Linked DNA regions of Mus musculus: region 2 is linked to region 1. Evidence: chromatin loops called from intact Hi-C (ENCODE). Cell type or tissue: left cerebral cortex. All regions are shown on one strand. Each heading gives the region's core, and the rest is flanking DNA. Links, peaks and the distances in the headings are about the cores only.

The links. A loop is a pair of places that touch in the nucleus more often than their neighbours do. Peaks named below come from ENCODE experiments on the same cell type or tissue, not always from the same donor. Only the 100,000 strongest peaks of a DNase experiment are listed, where the experiment ranks them.
Region 2: it touches region 1 in a loop (5-fold over the local background); 2 of 42 quality-filtered maps call a loop at or near these places.

The regions. Positions count from the first base shown.
Region 1 is chr4:26,489,327-26,498,863 of GRCm38, reverse strand. No RefSeq gene overlaps it. Among named protein-coding and RNA genes, the nearest start is that of Manea, 150 kb to the right of the region's middle. In left cerebral cortex, for the core only: a CTCF peak has its summit at 4,391; no DNase peak of the experiment used is centred there.
Region 2 is chr4:25,194,348-25,203,884 of GRCm38, reverse strand. Fhl5 (four and a half LIM domains 5) reads left to right here. Exons shown (of 7, transcript NM_001379528.1): 7 at 3,744-3,978. The coding sequence ends at 3,907. Among named protein-coding and RNA genes, the nearest start is that of Fhl5, 44 kb to the left of the region's middle. In left cerebral cortex, for the core only: a CTCF peak has its summit at 4,153; no DNase peak of the experiment used is centred there.

The DNA.
Region 1 (9,537 bases), core at 1,114-9,113:
TTATTTATTTAAATATTTTTTTATTATTACGTATTTTCCTCAACTACATTTAGAATGCTATCCCAAACGTCCCCCATACCCTCCCCCCCCACTTCCCTACCCACTCATTCCCATTTTTTTTGGCCCTGGCATTCCCCTGTACTGGGGCATATACAGTTTGCGTGTCCAATGGGCCTCTCTTTCCAGTGATGGCCGACTAGGCCATAATAAGACCTCTGGTTAATTTCCTTTTTAAAGAAGTCAGTCATATCATATTTATAAAGTAAGTTTTAATGTCTTTGATTTGTGTCCCAATTATTTTGTAATACTCAGGACCTGCTTGATAGGGTTGCTGGACTCTAGTTGAGACATATTGTCCTGGCTGTTAATTAATTTACACTGCTGTCTATGCATCTCTGCTTGGAAAATGAACATCTGGTCATATCATTATTGGGTGGATATTTCTGTTCCTTAGTTTCTGTTTCCTCTCTGGTTCTAAGAAGTGTGTTGTGCCTGTGTGTTGTATATAGGAAAATGTTATGAGGCTTAATAAGTGCTGTCACTAGACATTATAGATAAAATAAAGTTCTTGGTATTTGGATCTGAGTTTTAGGATTATGGATAGACTGAACCAATTGCGGAGTTTCACAAGTAGAAAGAAAGATGGGTGTTCTGGTTAGTAAAACCCCTTGGAATGAACACAGCGAGTGAGGAGTATGTACAGCAGGTGGTCTTCTTGAGAGCTAGAGATGAAGCTATGCCAAGGGTCAGCCACAGTGGGGGTTTCTTCTTTCTTATCCATTCTTCTTGAGGCAGCAGAGGCGGGGGCGGGGGGAGCATCTGCAGAGGGTAAGACGTTGTCTTATAAGGTATTTAGGGTTGCTGTATAATAAAAAGTTTACTTATCTAAGTCTAAGTCACCTGCTACTGTACCTGACCTGCCTTCTTTGTTCCTCTTTGGCCAGAAACTGCAGTTAGTACCTCATCCTAAAACAGCAGGAGATTAAGTAAAGGGTGAATACTAGAGGCTTTTCTGTTTTGTATAGATGCCTCTTACTTTATTTATACTATTATCACAATTCTCCTGAGATTACAGGAATACATTTCAGTAAATTGCCAAGTCACTTTGCCTTTGATAGTTACAATGGTATATATAGAATTGTGGCTTTTAATCATGTACTTGGCAATTAATTATTCATCCATCTTGTTTCAACAACTCTTATTTATAGCTGTAAATTTTATTAACTTCCCCATTCTTTCACTTTTTTGATTTTAGATTGTAAGTTCATCAGATAATATTACACAGTAGAGGACAGACTGCCTAGGAGGACAGGAAAATGGGATTTCATTTTTAACCTGTCGCTAAGGAAAGGCTCATGCTACAGAGTGCTGTTTCCATGGGTAATAGGTCCACCATTCCTCATGTGAGGATGTTAAAGCAAAATTAGTTCAGATTCCTTTAAAAGTTACTTAAAACAGCAATCTGTTTCTCTTAGAGTTTCAGTTATGTTTAACTGTATCGAAAGCAACTTTATCCCTGTTCATTTTTTTCACTTATAGTCAAAGCAAAGAACGTTTGCCACTACTTTCTTTAGATACCACCCTGTAATAAGATATAAAGAACATCAGAAAGAAAACTTTCTATCAGGGAGAGAAGCTCCTGAAGACACAGGATCACTACACAGAGTAGAAAGGACAGGTTCTTCTAAGAGGAGGAAAAAGAAAAAAAGAAACTCATTAAGCTCAAGAATGAATAACAATTAAAATCAGGAAATCTCTGAAACAGACTCACTTCTCCCTTTCTAAGAAGATACAAGCAGTAAAGACAGCTAAGAATCTCTCCCCGATAAGACAATGTATAAAAGTGACTTTTATTTGCCTGTTTTAATTGTTCCCTCTGAGGCTTACTGCCTCCGTCTGCTAACCTACCCCCTAGTCCTGGAAGTGTCTAGCCTCCACACAATCCAATATAGACCTAGACTGATTTGAGTCTCTGAGACTTACTGCTACGTAAGCTCACCCGTTCACAGTTCTTTCTGATCTCTGCCTAGCAGATTCAACTCAGCTCTTCTGGCTCAAACTCTCCAGGCTCCACAGTCAGTCAATTCAGTTTCTTACTGAATTGCACTGCATAGCTTCACACTAACTATGACAATCTGATCTAATAGTCTGGTTCCTTGTCATTCACGGGCTCATTCTATCTTAACCTGTGTCTGGATTGTTCTCTCTTCAACAGGTCTCTGCCAAGCTCTCCCAGTAAAGCTGCCTTCTCCCTTGCTGCTGCCTTAAGTAGCTGCGCTCTCTGCTCTTTCTTTGCACTGCTCCCTCTTAAGCTTCCCTTTCTTGTCTCTTCTTGCGAGAGTTGGGCATAGCCTAATCTGTCCGATCTTTCTCTGATTTGTCACTTTGTCTGCCACCCAATTAGACATCGCTTTCAAATATGGATGCTTTGTTCTACAAACTAACTCTACCTTCACTCTTTGGAATTTGTACTAAGGGTATGTTGGTATTCAAGCCAGGGGAAATCAAAGGGGTCTGCTAAGGCTGAGCCATACCACAAATAGAAACAGCTTTTGTCAGTAACTAAAACTATCTCAGGGTTCTCAGTGTGATCAATTATTCTAGAACAAGCTGCTACAAACTCTGAGACAAGTCAAACTCTTTGCTACCTTAACATTTTTTTTTTTGAAACATAGTACTCAACTGTTGTAACATCAACAAAAGAACCTCTAGTCATGGTGTATATTTAGGATTTCTTCAAAAACCTCTAGTCATTTGGGAATCAATGACAGGAAGATCAGGAGATCAAGGTCATCCAAAGCTACATAGAAAATTTAATCCCATGCTGGGTTTCAAAAGATATGCCTCAAAATAAATAAGCAGCAGCAACAACAGCAGCAGTAGCAGCAGCAGCAACAACAACAGCAATAACAGCAACAACAACAACAACAACAAAGCAAAAGCATTTCTTAACACCATAGATGAATATTTGTTCATATTATATTGGAAAAAACACTTGTATAAATTTGATAAGAAATTCTTGCAAAAACAAATCATTTCTCTGGGCTGAGGTGTTGGGTCTGCCATCAAGAATGTTCTTGTTTCCTCCATTGTTCCTCAGAAAATTGGACATAGTACTACCAAAAGATCCAGCAATACCTCTCCTGGATATATACCCAGAAGATGTTCCATCTGTTAATAAGGACACATGCTCCATCATGTTCGCAGGAGCCCTATTTATAATAGCCAGAAGCTGGAAAAAATCCAGATGTCCCTCAACAGAGGAATGGATACAGTCATCTACTGGATGGAACACACAGCCCCCAGTGGAAGAGTTGTACATTTACACAATGGAGTGCTACTCAACTATTAAAAACAATTAATTTATGAAAGTCTTGGGCAAATGGATGTATCTCGAGGATATCATCCTTAGTGAGGTAACCCAATCACAAAAGAACTCAATTGATATGCACTCACTGATGAGTGGATATTAGCCCAGGAACTTAGAATACCCAAGATACAATTTGCAAAACACAAGTAAATCAACAAGAGGGAAGACAAACATGTGGATACTTCATTCCTCCTTAGAATAGGGAACAAAATACCCATGAAAAGAGTTACAGAGCAAAGTTTGGAGCTAAGATGAAAGGATGGACTATCCAGAGACTACCCCACCTGGGGATCCATCCCATAATCAACCACCAAACCCAGACACTATTGCATATGCCAGCAATATTTTGCTGAAGGGACCCTGACATAGCTGTCTCTTCTGAGGTTATGCCAGTGCCTGGAAAATACAGAAGTGGATGCTCACAATCATATTGGATGGAACACAGGGCCCCCAATGGAGAAGCTAGAGAAAGCAGCCAAGGAGCTGAGGGAGTATGCAAATTCTATAGGTGGAACAACAATACAAACTGAGCAGTACCCCCAGAGCTCATATCTCTAGCTGCATAGGTAGCAGAAGATGGCCTAGTCGGCCATCAGTGTGAAGAGAGGCCCCTTGGCATTGAAAACTTTATATGCCCCAGTACAGGGGAACGTCAAAGCCAAGAAGTCGGAGTGGGTGGGTAGGAGAACAGGGAGTGGGGAGGGTATAAGGAACTTTCAGGACAGCATTTAAAATATAAATAAAGAAAATATCTAATAAAAATTGTAATAAAACAAAAAAAAAATAGAAAAAATAAAGGAATGTTCCTGCTTCTGTGGAGGACAAGCACTCAGTTGCCAGGCCCTACAATGAGCAGCTACAACTGCCTGAAACTCCAGTGACTGGAATTGTCAAATGCCACCAGCAGTTGTACCCTCATGCACATACTCCCATACAAAAACATGCAGGCCCACACATTAAGTTAAAAATAAAACAATAAACAAAAATTCATTGCCCACTAAGCATCTGTAGTTCTTAATATCTCCACAGTGAGGCAGCACCCTCCAATAAATTAAAATTCAAACTCTGAAAAAAATTCTTTAAACACAACAAATAATGACACTTTCACCACAGTTTTCTTGGAATGCTGATGAGGATATGGATGGGTTTGTTGTTGTTGTTGTTGTTTTGTTTTGTTTTGTTTTTGTTTTGTTTTATTATTAGATTTTTTCTTCATTTACAATTCAAATGCTATCCCAAAAGTCCCTTATACCCTCCCCCCAACCTGCTCTCCAACCCACCCACTCCTGCTTCCTGGCCCTGGTATTTCCCTGTATTGGGGCATATAATCTTTGCAAGACCAAGGGCCCCTCCTCCCAATGATGGCCGAATAGTCCATCTTTTGCTACATATGCAGCTAGAGACAGGAGCTCAGGGGGTACTGGTTAGTTCATATTGTTGTTCCTCCTGTAGGGTGGCAGACCCCTTCAGCTCCTTGGGTACTTTCCCTAGCTCTTCCACTGGGGGCTGTTTGTTCCATCCAGTAGATGACTGTGAGCTTCCACTTCTGTATTTGCCAGGCATTGGCATACACTCACAAGAGTCAGCTATATCAGGGCCTATCAGCAAAATCTTGCTGGTATATGCAATAGTGTCTGTGTTTGGTGGTTGATTATGGTATGGATCCCCAGATAGGGTAGTCTCTGCACGATCGTTCCTTCTGTCTCATCTCAAAACTTTGTCTCTGTAACTCCTTACATTGGTATTTTGTGCCCCATTCTAAGGAGAAATGAAGTATCCACACATTGGTCTTCCTTCTTCTTGAGTTTCATGTGTTTTGCAAATTGTATCTTGGGTATTCTAAGTTTCTGGGCTAATATACGCTTCTCAGTGAGTGCATATCATGTGTGGTCTTTTGTGACTGGGATCTCACTCAGGATGATATCCTACAGATCCATCCATTTGCCTAATAATTTCATAAATTTATTGATTTTAATAGCTGAGTACTACTCCATTGTGTAAATGTACCACATTTTCTGTATCCATTCCTCTGTTGAGGGACATCTGGGTTCTTTCCAGCTTCTGGCTATTATAAATAAGGCTGCTATGAACATAGTGGAGCATGTGTCCTTCTTACCAGTTGGAACATCTCCTGGGTATATGCCTAGGAGAAGTATTGCTGGATCTTTTGGTAGTACTATGTCCAATTTTCTGAGGAACCATGAGACTGATTTCCAGAGTTGTACCAGCTTGCAATCCCACCAACAATGGTGGAGTGTGCCTCTTTCTCCACATCCTCACCTGCATCTGCTGTCACCATTCTGACTTGTGTGAGGTGGAATCTTGTTTTAATTTGCAGTTCCCTGGTGATTAAGGATGTTGAACATTTTTTCCAGTGCTTCTCAGCCATTCGGTATTCCTCAGTTGAGAATTCTTTGTTTAGCTTTATACCCTTCTTTTTAATAGGGTTATTTGATTTTCTCGAGTCTAGCTTCTTGATTTATTTATATATATTGGATATTAGTCCCCTTTTGGATTTAGGATTGGTAAAGATCCTTTCCCAATCTGGTGGTGGCCTTTTTGTCTTATTGACAGTGTCTTTTGCCCTACAGAAACTTTGCAATTTTATGAGGTCCCATTTGTTGATTCTAGATCTTAGAGCACAAGCCATTGCTGTTCTGTTCAGGAATTTTTCCCCTGTGCCCATATCTTCAAGGCTTTTCCCTACTTTCTCCTCTATAAGTTTCAGTGTCTCTGATTTTATTTTAATAAAAAATAAGTAATAAACATTGTCTCTTTTGCTATACTTTATTATGTTTTAATATCTTATAAATGCCATGGTAATGATCACCATTACTGTCATTATTATAATTGTTTTATGGAGAAATTTACACAAAATTGGCTAATATCAGTATTCATGAGGAGATTATTATGACAAACATTCCAAGTCCAAGTGTTTTTAATTCTGTATATTTTTTATTCAGATTACAGTTTGAAACCTGCTATCATAAATCACTCTTTCCCATGTGTAACTTCAATAATACAGGAGATGTACACTTGTTTCTACTATTCCACATTTGATTTATATTTGACTAGCAAGCATCAAACCAAACTAGAAGGAATATTGTCCAGTACATGGAAATTATCAGGTTCAATCATAGAAGTGTCATCCTTAGCTTCCATGGATTAAGGTGCCTGCTGCACACTTTTAAATGGTTTCTTTTAAATGTAATGTCTTTTCTTTTTAAGGAATCATCTATCAGTCTGATTTACCGGCTGCCTAAAACATACAAATATGTACTTTTTTTTAAAAGAACCATGTTATTAGGACAATTATGTGTGCTCTTAGTACAATATCAAGATGTGATTCAAAGAGTACTGATTCAGAGACCTGAAGTCTGCATTCTTACTCTGTTCCTTAAGACTCATCATAAAGCACATGTCGAGAGGAGATAATTTCTGTGTAATAGAAATATGAGATAATTTCTGTACTAGGTGAACTGAATGAATTTGTTTTGCATGGATTCCATTTATTCTGCTCTATCTGATGCTACAGTTCTCCTGCATGCATGAATACAGGTAGAACACGCTCCCAAGGTGAGCAAAGAATAGCTCCGTTCAACAGACAGCAAAGCGAGTTGAACTGAAGGACTGATGGAATGCTGATCACCCCAGGGTCAGGACAGCTTCCTGAGGAAAGTAGAATTTACATTGCATGCACTCCAGAATTTTTCTATTTTAACAAGTCCCCCAACACATATTTTTATTAGAGTCTCTCAGAATCTAGGGTAAAAGGAAATACCTACTAAAATCAATAACTATCCATAATGTCATTTGTGATAATTTAGAAAAACTGCACCATTCCTTTATAGAAAGAATCTAGCATGACTTAGAATATTTCTAGAAACTAAGAATTACGAAATGTCATGGCGATCTATTACATGTCTTTTGAAGAACTTTCTCTTTAAAAGATCCATCCTTTTTCATTAAATACCACAACTATAAAACTCTAAATACAGTCACATATTATTCCAAGATATTAATTAAATTAAAAGCCTCAAGTTTCGGTAGTTAATAAGGAATTAATTAATCAACTCTCTGTGCTCAGCACTGCTGTGCTCATTATATGCTAAAAGAAAAAGCAAAATATAATCACGTAATGATGCTACATGTTTTGAAAGAATGAGCCAGGGTTTTATTGCAGAAGTTATCCAGTATGAGTCTGATAAGAAAGAGTGGGAACTCACATTAGAAAAACAGTGTGACAAGCACTTAATGAGGAGACTCTTTAGAAAGACTTTAGAGATTTCAAGTTGACCACAAAAGCAAGCAAGCAGATGATATGGAATGACAGGGCTAGGGACATTGAGGATATATTCCATGTCTAACAAGAAGGAACAAGAGAAGAGATGATTCTTGAATGTGGCATGAATACTAGAATGCAATGCTCACCTACAAGAGCAATGTGGTTTGTTGGTTTGTTTGTTTGGAACACAATCAACTCAGTGGCTGTGTGGCAGGGAAGGAATAACTTTAATTAGTAATTGGTCTCTCCTGGAAATTTTGCATTCTAAAATATGACTGCAGTGTCAAAAATTTCAGCATAAGTCACAAAAGTTTCAATACAAGTCAGACATGATGCATATACTTATTAGCCAAGAACTTTTGAGACTGAGGCAAGAGGAAGAAGAGTTCAAGGTTACTGACATCCACACAGAGATGTTCCTTGACCAAAAGCTTCATTCTAAAATGGGGCATCTATCGAGCCTTCATAGGACCAAGGACCTCTCCTCCCATTGATGCCTGACAAGGTCATCATCTGCTACATATGCAGCTGGAGCTATGTGTACTCCATGGTTGATGGCTTAGTCCCTGGGAGCTCTGGGGTTTCTGGATGGTTGATATTGTTCTTCTTATAGGGTTGCAAACTGCTTCAACTCCTTCATTTATTTCTCTAACTCCTCTATTGGGGATCATGTGTTCAGTCCAATGGTTGGCTGTGTGTATCCACCACTGTATTTGTTAGACGCTGGCAGGGCCACTCGGGAGATAGCTATATAGCTCTTGTCAGCATGCACTTCTTGGCATCCACAATAGTGTCTGTCTTTTACAGTATATATTTTCTGCTTAGTTATAATATAGTTAAATTCCCTAACTAAATAATACTTTCAAATCCAAATTTAGGCCTATTATTAGGAATGGTTAAACAAGATCCATACATAACATTTATTGACATTATTCTTGTATGCATTCAAATATATTTTTAAAATTTACATCAAAGAAAAAACATATAAATTAGGAAATTCCATGTGGAAACTATTTAAGGAATAAGACATTTTTGAATATTCTATTTTTACTTAGTTATAAACACATATTTGTATATGCATATGCACATATTTGTATGCATATTGCGTGTGGGTATATGTCATATATGTATGTGCTTCCAGGGTGGTCAGAACAAAGTATCGGATTCCCTGGAGCTGCAGTTACAGTTTGTTACTATCCATGGCATGACTACTGAAATGCAAAATATGTCACCTGTAAAAATAGTGTGTCCTTGTAAACCCTGAACCATGCTCCCAGACATAAGGAACAATTTTTTTATTGCATATTAGTTATATACACTGACACATGAAGCTTATTCTATTTAACACTCCCTATAAATACACTAAATCAATTTATTCATTCTATATAAATATCTTGAGTTCCTACTACAAATAGAAGTATTGGTAGTTTCCATGTAAAATGATAAAAAATAATGTCTATAATCAGAAAGACATATGTTTATTAAAAACTGTAGACTGTGAAACTGTATTAAACCCACAATACTTTATTGGTACAAATGACAAACTTGAATCTTGTGAGTTCTCCATAGAAGAGATAGAAATAAAACTGCATAAAGAATGAGTGATGTTAAAAGTGCTTAGTACTTCTTAGTTAAGTTCATATAAATATCTGTTGTTTAGAGACACTATCCAGTAACCCAGAATTTGGTTATCATTTGCAAGGCCATAGATTCAGTCTCCAAACTGTAAAATACGAACAAATAGATAGATAGGTAGAGGATAGATAGATAGATAGATAGATAGATACCTTAGTATTCATGTATTAATTTTAATAATATTTGATCAAAATTTATAGGCAAAAAGATCAAATTATAGAAATACCATAAAAGCTTCAAAATAATA
Region 2 (9,537 bases), core at 996-8,995, 1.3 Mb after region 1:
TTCTGGAATGGTCTCCATTTGCTATAAAGAGAAGGTTTTTTGATGAGAGATGAGAGCCACACTTATTTGGGAGTATAAGTATCTCTCCTCTTTTAAGATGCCCACTACCTCTTGAGATATCTGAGCTAGATGAAGCAGCTTGATGTGAAGGAAGTACTCTAAACTTGACATTACAGGACCTTGCTTCTGCCTGAGTTGCTGACTACTGTGTGACTATTGGTAAATAGCTTCCCCTGGAGACCCACACTCACCATCACTACACAGTGAGCCAGAAAAGAACCACATAATACCTTCTCTCCCATTCTTTTAATTTAGAGAAAATAGAGCTTCTTATTTATTTATTTATTTATTTATTTATTTATTTATTTATTTAATGTATGTGAGTACACCGCTGCTGTCTTCAGACACACCAGAAGAGGGCATCCGATCCCATTACAGATGGTTGTCAGCCACCATGCGGTTGCTGGGAATTGAACTCAGGACCTCTAGAAGTGCAGTCAGTGCTCTTTACCACTGAGCCGTCTCTCCAGCCGAAAACAGAGTTTCAAGCACTAAGTTTCTACAGAAAGAAGCACTAATGTGCTCAGTTATGCTTACACAAAGATAACGTTAGCTTAGTGAAGTTAGTATCATAGGCTGCAAAGCCAGACTGCAGAACCAGAGACAGATCTTCCCAGCTTAAGTGACTGGCTGCACTTTTCTGTTCCTTAGTATTTACCTACAAATTGAATGTGATGCTCGTATTTACTCTATGAAGGTTAAACAAGGGCTCTATACACGTGTTGGGACTTAGGCTGGAGAGTGACAAACTCCAGAACTCGACAAATGCTATCTTATATTTTATTGGCTTATCAGGTGCAAAGGAAGCCAGTTGAAATAGGTGTCAACAATTTCTTGTTCCCTTTCTTTCTTTCTTCCTTCCTTCCTTCCTTCCTTCCTTCCTTCCTTCCTTCCTTCCTTCCTTTCTTTCTTTCTTTCTTTCTTTCTTTCTTTCTTTCTTTCTTTCTTTCTTTCTTTCTTTCTTTTTTTGAGATGGGGTCTCAATATGTAGCTCTGGCTACCCACAGATACTCAGATATATACTACTCAATATGTAGACTAGGCTGCTAGACTCCCATAGATCTGCCTGCCTCTGCCCGCCAAATCCTAGGATTAAAGATGGGCACTGCCACATCCAGCAGCAGGTATGATTGCTAAAAAGAGTTACTGCAAATGACCCTGGTGACCTAAAGAAGTAAACACAACCAAATTTGAAACAATTTGCAAAATCCTCAAGGGTTGAACTATGCCTTAGAATCCTACTGCTAGATGTCTCAATTTTTCTTCCTTGTAAAAGTTTATGGCTACTTTTACATTTGTCACTTGAACATGGTTTGACAATATAATTGAGAATAACTCAGAAGTTTCAATGTCCTACACATTCAATAATTAGTTCTTTGAGAGAGATTATTTATGTATCCACAGAACCTTACTCTTACAGTTAACTTATGAAAGCTTTAATTAATTGGCATACATCTTAGTTAGGGTTTCTATTGCTGTGATAAAACACCATGGCCAAAACAGCAAGTTGGAGGAAATGAAAGCAAAAGCAAATGGGAAGGAAGGCTTATACTTCTATATTACTTCCATATCCATCAGTGAAAACTTCCATATCGTCATTCATCACTGAAGGAAGTCAGGACAGGAACTCAGATGGCAGGAACCCTGGAGGCAGGAGCTGATGCAAAGTCCTCAGAGGGATGCTGCTTACTGGCTTGCTCCCCATTGCTTGCTTAGCCTAATTTTTTTTAATAGAACCCAGAAAGACCAGCCCAGGAATGCTGCCCCCAATTACTAATTAAGAAAATTCCCTAGAGGCTTTCCAACAGCTAGATCTTATGGAGGCATTTTCTCAGTTGAGGCTCTCTCCTCTCTGACTACTCTAACTTGTGTCAAGTTGATAGAAAAACTAGTCAGTATAGTATACTACTAGTTTACTCTTATTGTAAGATAATGATAGGACTATCACAGATAAATAAGATACATGTTTAATAAAGAAAAGAAAATCATATCTGAGTGAAAAAAATAAAAACAAAAGGAAAAGAGTATGGTGGAGGAGAAAAGTATATTGTAGATGAAAGGGAGAGCATAGCCAGAGACAGACACATCATGGAGAGTCCTAAATGGTCATGGGCCATGTGAGGAGAAAGGAGGAGGGGACAGAGAGGATCCAAATACAGCAGCCAGGAGGCCAAAGGTACAAAAGGAGCAAGAAACCAAAATGCCTGAATTATATAGGGAAGAGCCCCTGGGGAAAGGCCAGCCCAGCACCTGTGGTAGAAAGTTTAGGATGGGGGCCAGGTATGCCAGCCATACCCTATATAGATAAGGACTGAGGGATGCTGGGAAAATCTGGGAGCCAGGGCCCCTTTGATATAAGTAAGCACCTCGACCATTTGTCCCAGGTTTGAAACTTAACAGGATCTTAATTTCTTTATGAACTAACCTCTGTGTAAAGATATAGAGATGGCTCAGTGGTTAAGAGCACTCGCTGCTTAATCACAAAGACCAGAGTTCAAGTCCTAGCATCCATGTTATTAGTTCACCACCACCTATGAATGCAGCTCCAATAGATCCTACACCTTTGTCTGGCATCCTCAGACACCTGTACACACATGTGTACAAACACGCAGACACAAATACAAACATTTTTATATGAAAAGGTTAAAAAAAACTCCATTATCATTTTCAGAGAACTTACATGAAGTAGATTAATATTCGCACTTGTGCTTCATCATATCATAAGAGAATTAGCTAATGCATGTGAATCAGCAAAGGAAACATTTTTGTCACTCCATAAGTCATAAGCAAGTCACCAGAAACCCATGATGTGAACATTACTTGGAGAGAATTGTCAAAGGAAATAAATATCCAACCTGTAACATTCCAATCACTTCCCAACTTCTAGAACTTTCCTTTCTCCCTACAACTACTTGACATGAGTTTGTTGAGATGTAAGTTAAGATTATATTAGACAGACGGGTCGGTGTTTCAGTGAGTGCTTTAAAAACTAATTTAGCTTAAGCAAAGTCAAAGTTGTGATGGAGGTTGAAGGCCATTTTGGAACTCATCTCTGAATAAAGTGACCAGGTATCTAGAGTGAGGAGACTCCTCCACTCACATTTACATTCCGAGCCAAAGCTGTCGCAGGACAAAGTACTATAACTGTTACTATAGAATAGCTCTAGGATAGTCTGGAAGACATTCTCTGCGCCTCAATCCTCCCAAAATAGGACTTGTTCCAAGTAAAGTTAGCATGGAAAAATGAGAAGGAAAGTCACTAAAAAAATAACAGAAGTATACATTCCTTTCATTGTATTTTCTATTGGCAGTGAAGAAAACTTGATCACATGAAGAGGGGGACAAAATACATTTCTGTTTGGGTTCTGTGGGCTTCCACATTCCCGCTGTGCTGTAACTTCCTAACTATCAGGCACAGTTTTTATTTGCCTCTTCCCCAAAAGAATCATTTAAAAGCACACAGCCAGATCATTTTACCTGCTTAGATTACAGCAGAACTGAGTTAGGAATCTTGTGTGGCTGAAATGCTCTGTTGAGCATGAGGCCAGAGAGCCACACCCTGTGGAGTTACTCGGGTCTACATTGTCTGGCTCTCTCTATGCAGTAGTTTCTAGAGGTTTTGCCAACTTCCCAATTTGGTTATTGAAAGAATGAGTTACTCTTTATCTCCAATTCCTTTACAGGCCTCAGAGGTGCCAAGTTCATCTGCTTTCAAGACCGCCAGTGGCACAGTGAGTGCTTCAACTGCGGAAAGTGCTCGGTCTCCTTGGTGGGTGAAGGATTCTTGACCCATAACATGGAAATCTTATGCCGCAAGTGTGGCTCCGGGGCAGACACTGACGCTTAGAAAGAGACAAGTCTTTCACCATCTGAAATCTGCTTTGCCCTTGCTCTCACTAAATCTGGAACTTAGTGGCACTAATTTTTTTTATTTGTATTTTAGAAAGTAGTTTAGTGTGGGGTACATAGCATAAGAGGTTTAGCACGCTTTATAATTGAACTCTATAATAAGAAACACACAAAAACCACAGTCCAATGGAAATGAAGTACTAAGCCTCAAACCTATATCTCCTTGCAAAATACTGCACTCTACTGTTTGAATGAGGATTATACTTTTTTAAAGCATATTTCCTATACTTAGTGATTATGAATATTCCTGCTGACGGACATGTTTTCAAACTTCAGAAGGAAAATAACAAGATCCAACTGAGAAGTACACGAGAGACAAATGTTTGCATTGTTAGCTGGTTGGTTATATCTAACATGAGATTGAATATGAATGGCAGGAGAACTAGATTTATGGGAAAATCAATTAGCAATCATCACATTTTAGGATCTTTCTTTCAGAATGACTTAGAATCATTCTTTGTTCACAAGAACTGAATGAGAGTTGAAAAAAATGTGGATTTTCCTCATATATACATTATCCACCACCAGTGGCCCCTTAGTCAATAGAATTAGACAATTATAGTACCTTTATAGTTAAGTACAAAGGGCATCATCTCTACCTAGGGAAAGTCAAGCATGGATTTTGACACATTTTATATTAATTGTATTTTCCAGGCCCACAATGGCTTTTCTAAATGCTTACAGATTCTAAGTAAATCTAACCAAAATAATTGTTCTCCCCAAAAGCAAAACTTGAGAGTAAATAGATGATTAAATTTTCACTTATAAAAATTAATGTTAGGGAATCAGCTCAATGTTAGAACACGGATTTCATCCAGACATCTAAGGCATAATAGAATGTATGATTATTTCTAAACTTCACACATTTTGCCTTCAAAAATTACATAGATGATTAATGGTCAAATGTAAAAATGGTATTTAAAGAAAGCTAGTAAAAGTAATAATTTAAAAATAATAATTCACTGCTGGTTATTCAGGACCTGCAAATAAGCACAGTGCAAGATCTCCATCGTTCCAGTCTCCCCAGGTGATGCTTGCACCTCCCACCTGCCCCAAAGCCAACAACCCCAGGGCTCTGGTCTGCTGCATGCCCAGGACTTCCAAACACTCAAAACCAGCCCACAAATCAACATTTATTCTATCACACAGGATATTTAGTGGGGATTCTGCCATCATACAAACAACCTTTGTTTCAAACACCAATTGATCACAGCCCTCTCTAGCCTAGGACAACCAGAAATCAGTTTCTTCTCTAAGGGTTCTATCATCATGCTTGGTTACAAGAGCTCATGTGTAGAAAGTTCAGGAGAAAAACTCTCCCAGATGTAGCAATATGTTGAGCTTCAGACTCAATATGTTGAGTGCAAAAGCTTTAAACGTTAAGATTCTAAGTCTAGTAGAACAAAAGCCTATGACATTGGTGAAAATTACAATGGCTATTGCATCGGTTAAAGTAGTGTAAGATATGAGGGATGTTCAAAAAATGTTAAAGACTCCAAGAAACTAATAGAATGCCAGGCCACACATAAAATTTGAAAGACACAATTATCCTTACTTGAATTAGCAATGGCCAAGATATTTTCTCATATTAACATTATAATACGCAGACGAATCAGTATTTTTTTTTGCATTAAATGAAATTGCACAGATAGCACTAAACATGCTGACTGTTCTGGGATCTAGAAAATAATAATACTGCATTTACTTCTTTAGAAAACTAAGTTCTTCAAAACTTATATTGATGTACAAGATATGGCATTGTCTCCATTAGCCAATTATAGATAAACACATAGCATATGATGTTTTCTGGTTAAACAATTTGAAATATTAGGTATTTGTTGTGGCATGTGGAGATTGCATTTAATTTTTTAATGGTAATGAAAATCAAACCCTGGACCTAACACATGCTGTGCAAGAACTCTACCACTGGGACACATCTTCTATATTTATCTTAACAATTAAATGTATAAAATTACTTGCTAGATAAACATATTATTATCATATTTTAAGTATAGTTCATAAGTATATAGAAATAATTATGTATTTTAACATTGCTTAGTCACCAAATATATAGCATATATGTGCTGCCCAGAAATACATGTCATGTTTCTGGGACTTTGAGTTGGGAGGAGGACAGATTCAGGTTCAAATATTGGAGGTGTCCCTTGCAAAGAACCCTTCCCCGATGCTTAAGGAAAGTGTCCCTGTAGAGACAGCATTCATATGCAAAAAAAGAAGAAAGACTTCTTCACAGTGACCCACACAAAGATGGCTGTGGAAAGCATGGATAATTTATTTGATTTATAAACAGGAAAGTTCTCTTAACTGACATATTCAAAAGTGGAATAGGTTGCCTCAGTAACCAGTGGTCATCCACAATGCAGGGGGACATCTACAAGGGCAGGGAAATAGTCAGAATCAAGTCTCTCACCAGATGGCTTGACAGCTGCCAAGACACTGCTATAGTGCATGGAGAAATGCTGCAACTGAAAGTCAGAGGAAAGGAGAAAGTTAACTGACAGGACAAAGGGTGCAAATGTATAGAACAGGCCATGGAAGTTACCAGCATTCGTGGTTAGGACTGAAAAGGGCAGTTAGGACAGTAAGTCACCAGCATTCGTGGTTAGGACTGAAAAAGGCAGTTAGGACAGTGTTCAAAGACAGTTATGCCAGCATGTATACTGTGGGGCAGAGGACCAGAGTAGAGTGGGCAGGAGTTGAATAGTTGGATTTCCTATGCTCACCATGTGCATGGGTTAGTGGCTGCAACAGTGAGAGAGCAAGCAACAGGAAGTTGGGTCTAGAGGTGTGTTTGATGACGTAGGTGAGCATACATATGAAAGTGACAAGATAGAAATGACGCTGATAAAACAGGATTTTGCCCTTCAAGTAAAATGGGTAGGATTCTCAAGGGTTCAAGTCTGAATTAACAAAAGCGTGAAAAACCTTGACTGAGACAAATTAGCCCGAGTGGGGAACTGAGACATGATCATATCATAATCATGGATTCAAAACTCAGTCATGATCATTTTAGGAACGAGACCACATTATAGGCTGCAGTAAAAGAGATCAGTCAGGGTGAAAAATGTGTGCCTCTGAGCACAAAAGACCTTCATTAAAAAACCACCACAAAATGCCAACATGAAAAATCAGCCTCAAAGCATTTTTGATGTTAGCAATATCACTTTTTAATGTAAGAGTAAAAATACTTTTTAAAGTACTTGACATACTGACATAGTTCATGTGTTAAATTTAAAAATGAACTTTATACTATGATATGGTTATATTTAACTGAGCATATAAATTATTCTCTAATGCTTTTATAGATGTTTTGCATCTGTAGCTGCCACAATACAGCTTTTTGTTTTACAAATGGTGTTTTTTTCTGAAGCTTCTTATAGTGAACAAATATATCCTGCACATGGTAGATATTTTTGAAATGGATTTGGAAATTTATTTTTTACATTATCTGTGCTGTAAACACAACAGATAAAGAATAACTTCTTTTCCATTTCTACTTCTATTTCATGCATCTTCCTTATCATTTTTATAATAGATAAATTACTACACTTGGGAATCATCTCAAGCCACTAATAGGAAAATACCTTAACTAAATATTGATCCAAACAGAATGCCTTTATTAGTAGTAAATAACCTTTGTCCTGACATTTTTATAGTGGTCAGATTTAAATAAATTAAGTATTTTTTATTTCTAAGTACTATCTCTGAGATCAGGAAAATAGCTCACTTTAGAAAGATATTCCCACCATAACTCAGACTATTTTTACTATATTCCACTTATTTTTGTCTGAGTTAGAGGAATTGTTAAAACTCTTGGTAGTTTTAAGCTCTTGTTTATTTTATTGAAATTAAGGCTTTTGTATCCACAAAGCTTTCCCAAATCCACACTGTTTCATTCTGTAATTACTTTAGGCAATATTTTTTTAAAATGTTTGAACCAAATAAATATTTGGAAAAATAAAGGTTGCTATTATTATTTTTAATGACTTTTGAGAAGTCATGTTATTTATATGTACACATGAAAGTTAAAATTAATGACCTTGTGTCTTCAAGTATTGTTTCTTCTATTAGAGTCAATCTATCACTAGATATTCCCTTCATCCTGAACATTTCCCTGAAGGAACATTAAACCTTTAGTTCTCATTAAACTACCAGTTGTCATTAAACTAGGAACATGTCATATAGCCTCACCATCAAGAAATGTCTGGGGGCTGCTGACGGCTCAGCAGTTAAAAGCACATACTACTGTTGGAGAGGACCCCACAGTCCGGGTGCCTCATACTGGTCCAGTTGCTCATCAGCTTATCCAGCTCCAAGGGGATCCAGAGTCTCTAAGCTCTGCAGACATTTTCATGAGCATGCACACACGCATGTACCCACACAATGAAGTTCACCTGAGAACACAGCAAGACCTGTTTCAAATGAGGAAAGCACCGTCTCAAAACACTGAGTCTTTCACACGATCCCTATCAGGACTTGAGACAGTATACTTCAAGAGCAGGTGTAAACTCAGAACTCAGAAATTACTAAATCTGAACTTTATATAAATTATATATTATCAACATAACAGAACGATTCCATGGGAGAAGAAATGAGAATCTTCATTTGAGCCATACAAATGGTTCAAATTTCTTCTCAGTGGGAAGAATAGTTAAGACTCTTAGTGTTTCAAGATCTTATTTATTATATTAAAAGCAATGTTATATGGATAACACAAAACTGTATGAAACTTTGTCTAATCCCCACTTTTAAGAGAGCATAGAAATACACTTCCTCAACTGGTCACTCATGTGCATCCTTAGATGGCCCCAAAGTGCATCCAGAAATAGAGACATTCTTTATTAGAATTAGAACAAGTCTGACTTTACCTGATTGACTAGCTGTAGGGTCAGGTATACTCGGGAATAATGGAGGTAGGGAGGTTATTAATTCTAAAATTGGAAATCAGAATGGGAAAATCAAAGAAACACAAAAGGAACAGGCTCAGAGTTTAAGTGTATTAAAGAAAGAACAAAGATTGTGTGTTTTTTAGCCACAGGATGGGATACATCTACGGTTGGGAAAATAAACAGCATACTCTGATAGAACTATACTCCACATCAGAGGAAATAAGAGTATTTTGCTAACAAATTTTCCCAGCAATGGCCACGAACTTATTGGTTAGATGTCTATAAAAGGTTGTTTGGCCAAATAATATTGGTGAGCTCAACAGACATTCACCCAGTGACACAGTGTCATTACAAGCTACTCCTATCTTATTCAGAAAGGAAAATCTAATGTAGTGTGTGAAAAGAATAATACTTGTAGCTTTGATTTTTAAGTCAATTTTAAACAATGGTTCTTAAACGCTTTAGCCCCTCTTTTCCCTCCAGAGGTAGTAGAAAAGAAAGGATCTGGGGAAATGGACCTGTTTAGAAATTGTTCTTTGAAGTAACTCCCATCTGTGTTGTCCAGAAATCTATAATTTAATTTACAGGTCAGCAACAGCATCTAGATTCATTTGCAAAATACTTTACAGATATACCAGCAGTCTAGATTAGCAGAGTC